Linked DNA regions of Mus musculus: region 1 is linked to region 2. The links are chromatin loops, found by intact Hi-C in ENCODE. Cell type or tissue: gastrocnemius. All regions are shown on one strand. Links, peaks and the distances in the headings refer to the core of each region. The heading gives the core; the rest is flanking DNA. Region 1 has its middle 19 kb from the start of Tifab. Region 2 overlaps Gm3045 (predicted gene 3045).

Region 1 (4,383 bases), core at 72-4,071, 230 kb before region 2:
GAGGGAGAGTAACTGATGGGACAACTTGACTTTATGTAGAAAAAGCCAAGGTGTCTGGTTGCCCACTGTCTTAATTAGGGTTTTACCGCCGTGAACGGACACCATGACCAAGGCAACTCTTATAAGGTCCACATTTAATTGGGGCTGGCTTATAGGTTCAGAGGTTCAGTCCATTATCATCAAGGCAGGAACATGGCAGCATCCAGGCAGGCATGGTGTAGGAGGAGCTGAGAGTTCTACATCTTCATCTGAAGGCTGCTAGCAGAAGACTGACTTTTAGGAAGCTAGAATGAGGGTCTTAGAGCCCATGCCCACAGTGATACACCCACTCCAACAAGGCCACATCTACTCCAACAGGGCTATACCTACTTCAATAAGGCTACATCCACTCCAATAAGGCCACACGTCCTAATAGTGCCACTCCCTGGGCCAAGCATATACAAACCATCACACCCGCCACACTGAGATGGTAGGACACTGTTGTTGACAACACCACTCACTCTGATTCAGGCCACAGAGAAATAAACCTTGACAGCTCAGGAAAGCCGTGGTTACCTACCACAGTGCAGAAAGGTGCTGCACGGGCTGCTATGGAAGCCTGCATGCTACAATGCTGACCTCTGACGGGATGTGCCTGCTGGTGTTGAAAGAACTCAGTGGGGAAACCCCCACTCAGCTCCCGATTTGGCGTGCACCCAAGAATCACGAATAGAACACAACACCTTGATGTAACAACAAGAGGTTTTTTAATGGCGGAGCTCCGGGTCAAAACGTATCTCACATAACAGGAGACAGTGGATTCAACCACGAGGCTTGGAAGCTAGGGGTTTTTATAGAAAAGGAGTGGGGCTGGGGGAGGAATTGGCGCGGTTTCACATGATTGGTCCATTTAAACATCAGCAGCCTGTAACATTTAACTTAGGTCAGAGGGGTGGGAGCTAGGGAGGCGATGGGCTTGCCCGGGCATGTCCTGGTCTGTTCTGCTATGTTCTCAGCCCCAGGTTTCAAAGCTCAGAAACAACTCTTTGGGCTATTTAACATACATTACATGAATTACAGTTTTATTTCCTTTCAGTGTCACCATGCCAACATAGTTAGAGACAACCAAGCACTTTCTAACTTGATTTAAGGCCTGCACCACAGTAGAGATTTTATGCCTATACTGTAAGCTTGGTCAAATGTCAGTGGCTCCAGAGGTCATGGGCTCTGGGTGGGAACCTATTATCGTTGTTTTACCAGATGGGCTTGCTGTCAAACTTCCTCCTAAATATTTGTATTCATGCACATAGATTTCTGCTGCCTGGAAGCTTGGTCAGAGAAGCCATTATCTGCATTGTCCAGCAGATAATGCAGAGACTCAGATGCATCCTAGGGCTGGTTCTGCCCGGAAGTTGATCTAGCGTCCCATCAGGTTCTGTTCCTCTCTCTTACTTCAGTCAGGTCTGATCCTCTGTGTATTTTTTTTCTGGGGGGGTGGGGTGGGTGGGGGAGTGTTGGTGTTGCCCATATTTAAAGTGAGCAGGTCTGGAAGCAGGAAGCCTGAGGGATCTTGCTAGAGGTGGCAAAAGGTCAGCTGAACAAAGCAGAGAGAATCGTGGGCTAGGAGACAGCGGGAGCGGACAATGGCAGCCGGGCTCAGAGAGCTGGGGTAGCAACTCATAAACTGGGGACATCCTGGAGGGTGGCTGGAGAGAAGGAGCCGAGCCTGAGCGGGTTGGAGGCTCTCGTGCTGTGTAGGCATCAAAGAGTGGCTTTGTTTTCACTCTCCTGTTAGGTTATGTACTTAGGTTACATATGTACGTAGGTTACATAAGTAGCGTACGTAGGTTACGTACTAATTACGGGCTTGCTTTACAGACTGGGAGAGATGGCAAAATGCCTGCCCGGGTCCCACAGCTAGTAAGTGGCAGGGCTGTAAAATGGCACTGGGTTCTGTCTGCCCCCAATGCCTGCTTGTCATAGTGCTGCAGTAACTGCCAGGGTCCGGGAATCCTGCCCCAAGTCTCCAAAATCATCTTAAATTCACAACCTGGAGTGGCGAGTTGAAGAGAAGCCGTTTCTTTCATATCCTCGATACATCGTATCTCTTTTCACAAGAAACCAGCAATTTGTTGGTGCTTTTCACAAGAAGCCAGCAACATTTGTTGATTTCCAGGCAGTGTGTGGGTGGCTGGGGTGTGGATTTCCGTGGAGCGTCTTACTGACGAATGACCTCAAGGGGGCTCCATCCGGCAGCTAGACAAGTCCTTTCCTGCTGGTCCGCAGAACTGCCAGTAGATGGCGCGCTAACCTCGTTCCCTGTCGGATGCTTCTTGCTGCTCAGCTCTCAGCTCTGATCACTGAAAGTCCCTCATTTAACAGACTCTGGCTCACATGCTGAGTTTCAGGGCTAGGTGTGAGCTTATATTCAGCCTTCCCAGGCCACTGCGGCTCAATGTAAGAGTTAATAAGACAGAAGTAGCCTGAGACAAGGGATTGGGACTGGAGAAGTCCTGGACTGAGTGGCTTTTGCTGTCTGTTGGAGGGTTGGGCATTCATAGAAACAGTCACCACCAAGTACTCAGTTTTTGCTCAAGAAGCTAATGGGGCCCAGTGCGGTGTCAAACCTGTGATCCTTCACTCAGGAGGCAGGCGCAGGTTCATGAATTTGGGGCCAGCCTGATCTATACAGGGGTCAGCCTGATCTATACAGTGAGCTCCAGGTCAGGCAAGACTATATAGTGAGATCCTATCTCAGAAGAAGGAGGAGGAGGAGAAGAAAGAGGAGGAAGAGAAAGAGGAGAGGAGGGAGAGAAGGAGGTGGAAGAACAAGCAGGAGGAAGAGAGGAGGATAAAAAGGAGAAGCAGGAGGAGAAAGAAGGAGGAAAGAGGAAGAGGAGGAGGAAGGAGGAGAAGGAGGAAGAGAAGCAGCAGCAGCAGCAGCAGCAGCAGCAGCAGCAGCAGCAGAAGAAGAAGAAGAAGAAGAAGAAGAAGAAGAAGAAGAAGAAGAAGAAGAAAGTGAGAGTTTCCTGGAAAGCAGACGTCATTGGTCATAGCTGGGGTTCAGGCAGATGCTGTGACACTTGGACTGACAGAGGAGAGGGACAAGGCTGGTGTAGCACCTACAGGCTGACTGGTGCTTTCCTGGGTACTGTGCATGTCTAGGTCACCCTCACAGCAGCTCTTTCAGGAGATAGTATTGTCCTCGTTGGACAGATAGGAGATGGGGTTTTGAGAGGGAAGGGTGTCAGATAGGCCAAGAGAAGCTGTGCTAACGGCACAGGGTGGTGGAGCGTAAGGGAGCTAGGGCCAGGATTTTAGAAGGAACAGACTGTGGGCCCTTTGGGAGCACTGGACTCAGAGAAGCCTTCCACAGTGAGTCAGGACAGCTCCTGGCTACAGGCTCTCCACCTGCAAGGTGACCTGGGTCAGGTCTCCAGACCAGCTCTGGCCCCTTACTTGAAGGCTTGACTGCTAAGGCTCATGGTCTTTGGATCCCAGGGCAGATGCTAGGGTGGGATAGAGAGGCAGGTCTTAGGCTGGTACCTCTTCCTGTCTGCTAGCCTTTGTGGAAGGCTCCTAAAGTTCGTTGGCTTGGCCTTGGTTTCTGGCTGAAGACATGTATGCAGCTTGTGTTTGATTCCGAATCACTTTGTTGGGCCTGCAATCCATGCTTCCCTAAGTCACACACCAAGGCAACTGCTCAGAAAACCAGTTGCTAGCTGCCTGTGGTACCTCGTGCCTGTGATTTCTGCATTTGGGAACTTGAGACAGGAGGATAACCACAAGTTCAGGACCAGCTTGGGCTATATATTCAGTTCCAGGCCAGCCTGGCTTACAGAGTGAGATACTATCTTGAATGTTTTAAGCAAGCAAGCAAGCAAGCAAGCAAGCAAGCAAGCAAGCAAGCAAGCAAGCAAACAAACAAACAAAAACCAGCCATCCCCTCAAAAACTCTTCCAGCCATGCTTGATCTTCTTCATACCCCCCTCCTCCTCTCCCTCCTCCTTCCTTCAAATAGTTCACTGTTTTTCACACAGACTCTGCTTTTCTTTGACTTTTTTTTTCATATATAATCTGTAAAGGGCTCTCACGTTATTTCAGAATATATTCTGGGCCCTATTCTGTGCTCAATTACACACCTTCTATAGTTGATTTTCATGAAATTTAAATAACAAAGAGGGGACGCTTATGTCATTTCTTCCTTATAAAAACACACCCTTTAAGTCCATTCCTGCTGGAAGGCTGCAGCGGTCCATCCGAAGCAGTTTAGCAGCTTGTGTGGGTGGCGTCTGTGCTGCCTCATTAGCAGTGGCTGAGAGGAGAGGTGTGTCCTGCAATCAGGAGCTACGGTTGCGCGCACTGCTCCCAATCTGAAAACAGCCTGCCCCGAACACCAAACTG
Region 2 (4,383 bases), core at 182-4,181:
GGTTTAAATGGTTCATTTCCACACAGTGTTGGAGGCCTGATGCCTGATGTCAAGGTGTCAACAGAGTTAGTTCTTTCTTGGGACTCCAGGGGAAAAGTTGTCACTCCATTTTCCGCCACAGGAGATCATCACCATGGCATGCTCCCTGGGTGTCTGTGTCCAAGTTTCTCAGTCATAGATCTAAGGCATGCCCTAACCCAGTAAAACTTATCTAGACATGGTTGCATCTGCCAAGATCATACAAATAAGGGCGTAGTCACCATGCCAGGGCTTAGGACTGGGATGTCTCTCACAGGGAACATGTACTTCACATATGTACAGCAAAGAGCTCAGGCTTCAGAGGGACAGATGGGGCTCAGCCCTGGTACAGTCGCCCAGCCTGCTTCCCCATTACCGGGCAGCAGGAGAGACGAGTCCATCCTCGTGGACTTTCTGAGGATTAAGAGCAGGGGCCATTCTTCAGTGTCACCTGTATGCTCTGGTCCCTCCCTCCCTTCCTGGCACTATCAGTCCATGACCAGGACTTCTCCAGGAGTTAGGTGACATTCAGAGACTTAGGGGCTGTCACTGATTCAAGAGCTGAGACCCCCTAGACGAGTCAGGAAATCCAGATGACAGGCTATAATAATCTTTCCTGAAGCCCATGGTCTCTAGGCTGGAGCAGCTTGAGGCCTTTGGATATGGTCCAAATAGGTAGTGATGGAAATGGAGACTCGTAGTCTCTATTTCCCTCTGGCCAAGAAGGAATCCCCCATTTCTCTTCTCTGCCTCTTCGTCAGACATGGCTTGTTCGCCCAACCAAGCCTGGGCAAGTCTGTGGGCATCCTCATTCTCTTACTCTCTCATTCTCGCCCTCCCCTTCTTCCTTCCTTCCCTCCCTCCCTTCCTCCCTCCCCCTCTCATGTGTATGGGTGTTTTGTCTGCATGTGTGTGTCTACACCACTAACATGCTTGCCTGATGTTTGAGGTCAGAAGAAGGCATCAGATCCTTCCAGAAATGGAGTTACAAATTGCCGTGAGCCACCATGTGGGTGCTGGGACTTGACTCTGGATCCTCCAGAAGAGCAGCCAGTGCTCTTCCTAACCCCCTGAGCCATGTCTACAGCCCCATCTTTGTCTCTTACATCTTCCTCCTTCCATACTTTCTGCCCTCCCTCCTCCTTCCACTCTTTGTTGACTGCTTGGGCACCAGGGCTTTTCTAGATCCCATGGAAACAGAAGTCAACTAGATAGATGAAATTTATAGTTAGCGGGATACAAGATAACCAAACCAAAACAAGTGCTTCATGGCAGAGGGTGCATCAAAGAACGAGTGTTCTCAGTTGGAAGGGGTCAGCGAATAAGGTGATGTGACTAGCTCGGGAATAAAGCCACTATGACCAGGAACCATATGCAGCTATCACCCAGGAAAGGGGAGGGTTCCGGTAAGCACAACGGGGAGTGACCGGGACCTGCTCAGGAAAGGCCAAGTGAAGGCCTGTGTGCACCCAACACAGTGAGTTAGGGGAGTCAGAGATCAGGAGGTTAGAATAAGGAACAATTTCTTGGGTTCTTTTGTTCTTTGTTTTATGTTTTTCTTGGAAGAGTGTCAGGGGCATGACCACCCCAGGTGCAGAATAGGCAGAGAAAGCAGGCAGGCGAAGAAAAGCATTTCTGAGAGAAAGAAGGAATATCGGTTGCAGTCAGGGAAACTAGGAACACTTGTGGGGCAAGGGCCAGAGATGCTCAGGTAGGGTCAAGAGAGGTGTGACTGAGGGTGGGCCCAGGATCTGCTGAAGAGCCAGCAGGGTAAAGAGTATGATGAGGTTAGAGAGCCTGGGTTTAGTAGTATCGTTAGGAGCACTGCTAGACTTCTCCCAGAGGGGAACCCTGGTCAGGTGTGAGCTCTCTAAGCCTCTCAAATATAGACAGGACTAGGAAGGGGGCAGGCAGCACTGGCCGATAGAGTCTTCTCTTCTTAGACAATGCAGAAGAGCCAAGAAGCCGAGTCCGGCACCTTGATCTCTCTGAGCCTCCTGTTGGGGGAGGACCCAGAACACCTGTCCCAGCAACTGCGGGCTACCAGTCTACGGGACAGGGAGCCACTTGGCTCTCCCGGCCTCTCCAAGGTGGGCTCAGAGTACCTGCCCTTCTGCACATATGAGCAGCCCCTGGCTGTGGAGGAGCTGGCCCAGCTGGCTGAAACCGGCCCAGGGCACGAAGCTGGCTGGAGCAGCCAAGGGAGCCTGTTCCTCGAGGACTCAGCGCCACCCAGTGGCTTCTTCCCGTACTACCGTTCCCAGGAAGAGCACCTCGCCAGTGCCACCACCACCCCTCAAGGCTGCAGCTGGTGTCTGGGCTCCAGAGACCCCTTTCCGGGAAGTGAGACACAAGATGGCTGCCACAAAGTCACAGCCAGAGATGGATGCCTTGTGAGTTTGAAGAGGCCACAGGAGGGCTGGCAACACCAAAACTCTGAAATGCTCCAGATACCTACCTCTCCTTGCCCAGTGAGACCCTGGCCAGGTCCCTGATGACTCAGTAGCTAGAGGCACAGAGACTAGGAGGGACCGTCCAATTGTACACCAGCCTCCACCCCCCCCCTTTGCAGGAAAGTGGCTCTGTAGATGAAAAATGACCCACAAGAATTCAAGGAAAGCCCTGAAGCCAGAGCCGAGGCCCTAGAAACACCTGGTTACTTCTTGAAATTGGTTAGACAAATTTCACACCCAGACACTGGATGGGTGACATTTCATTTAATCCTCGTGACCATGAGACAGGGCTAGTGAGACACATCTCCTTCTAAATCAAAGGAACAAGGCTTAGGTTAGCCTAGGTCACCCAGCTGGCAGATGCCAAGCCTGGGTTCTGACCTAGTCCTGTGCCCTCTAATCTTGTGAACAACCATTCCACTAGGCATGGGGTCTAGGGACTGCAGAGATAAGTACTGCATTCAAAGGCCAGGATCAGACGTTCCCATAGCGGCCTCTGGATGAGGAAGCAACATTACCAAAGGTTCCCCACTTGACAGAACTTGGCCTAGGTCCTGTCCCCTTCCTTGATCACCCCTGTAGAGTTGTAGCCCAGATTCTATCTTGCATCTGGGCCTGAATCTTGCTTATTTCCTATTTCTCCTCACCCAGTCTCTCTTGGCAGGGCCAGACCTAATCTCTGGGTTTCCACCCTCACCAGTCTGCTGCTGCTGCTTGCGAGGGCACCATGCTCATGAGGCCTCAGGATTTGTACCATACTACAGGAGCCCCGAAGAGAGGCTACGGGCCAGCCCTGTGGTTTCCTCCTCTGTGCTGGGGAGTTCATGGGAGTGACCCCCCCAACCTGGTGCTGCCAGCCTGGGAAGGCGCAGGAGTGAAGGCAGTGGGGACTTCTGGGGAGTCATACTCCAGTGCCTCCTGATCATCGAGGGACAAGGGGAACTGGAACAGAGGCCCCCCACAGCTCAGGCCACCTGCCCTGGGACCCCAGCTGGCCTAGTGAGTGCCTAGCCCTCAGACCTTCATTGTTCCTCCTTCCTGGGGGTGGAGAGAGAGACCACCAATGGGGGGGAGGGTCCTCCTTTTCCCACAGAGGCCCACAGAAAGAACCATCTCTCCCCTTCTCTCCACACCTTCACCAGTGCCTGGTGATGATGCAGTCTTCTACCCTGGTATCTCCCTCCTCATGTCTGGGCTTGCCTTTCTCATTAAGAAGCAGAAGGGAGAGGCCTGTGCCACATTCAGCCACCCAGTGCCACACCCATAAATTCACCATCCTACACCATCTACCCCACCTTGTTCTTCTAGGTTGGGAAATATGCATCATGAAGCTGGGTGTGGGGGTGGGGAGATGGCAGGGTAATCACTAAAGTGGCTGCAGGGGGATTCCTACTGTGTCCCCATTTGGATCCCATCGTTGCTTCTGTAGCTTGCTGCAAACCTGGGCACAGGGAGCCAGGGCTTCCTGGACGGCCTGAAGGTACACAGTACACACTGGCTTTGTAGATAGTGTCATCATGAGGCTGGAGTGCCTTCCCACCTGGAGTGTGGTGCTTCAGAACCAGGCCCACCTCCCTTCTACTGAGCAGTCATTAGGAGCCAGGAGCCTGCCTTGCCAGGCTTTTAGAGGAAATGTCATTCTAAGACTAAGAAACAGGTTCAGAGGGGTGTGCAGACAGGCTCCTGATTCTGAACACTGGCCTTAGCAGAGGCCCATGGTTGGGGCTACAGGGATGGCGGGATTGATGGGCCAGGAGGAGCTGAGCTGGAGCCTGACTGCACAGCCAGGAGATCCAGCAAGGCTCTGGTGTGACCCATTTACTCTCCACCTGCCTCTTCCCACCCTGTGTGCACCTGAGCCCCTTCTGAGTCTGGTTCTCCCAATTCTTCTCCCTGGACCCATTTTGCTGCT

Evidence for each region. A loop is a pair of places that touch in the nucleus more often than their neighbours do. Peaks named below come from ENCODE experiments on the same cell type or tissue, not always from the same donor. Only the 100,000 strongest peaks of a DNase experiment are listed, where the experiment ranks them.
Region 1: a loop joins it to region 2, with 5 times the contacts of the local background. A loop is called at or near these places in 33 of 42 quality-filtered maps.

What each region holds. Positions count from the first base shown.
Region 1 is chr13:56,195,420-56,199,802 of GRCm38, forward strand. No RefSeq gene overlaps it. Among named protein-coding and RNA genes, the nearest start is that of Tifab, 19 kb to the left of the region's middle. In gastrocnemius, for the core only: a CTCF peak has its summit at 2,244 (motif pointing right); a DNase peak (open chromatin) is centred at 2,268; H3K4me3 peaks cover 539 bases; H3K27ac peaks cover 252 bases.
Region 2 is chr13:56,427,077-56,431,459 of GRCm38, forward strand. It overlaps Gm3045 (predicted gene 3045), which reads left to right. Exons shown (of 5, transcript NR_165659.1): 2 at 1,962-2,108; 3 at 2,283-2,411; 4 at 3,123-3,470. Among named protein-coding and RNA genes, the nearest start is that of Gm3045, 2.7 kb to the left of the region's middle. In gastrocnemius, for the core only: a CTCF peak has its summit at 2,263 (motif pointing left); DNase peaks (open chromatin) are centred at 2,250 and 3,354.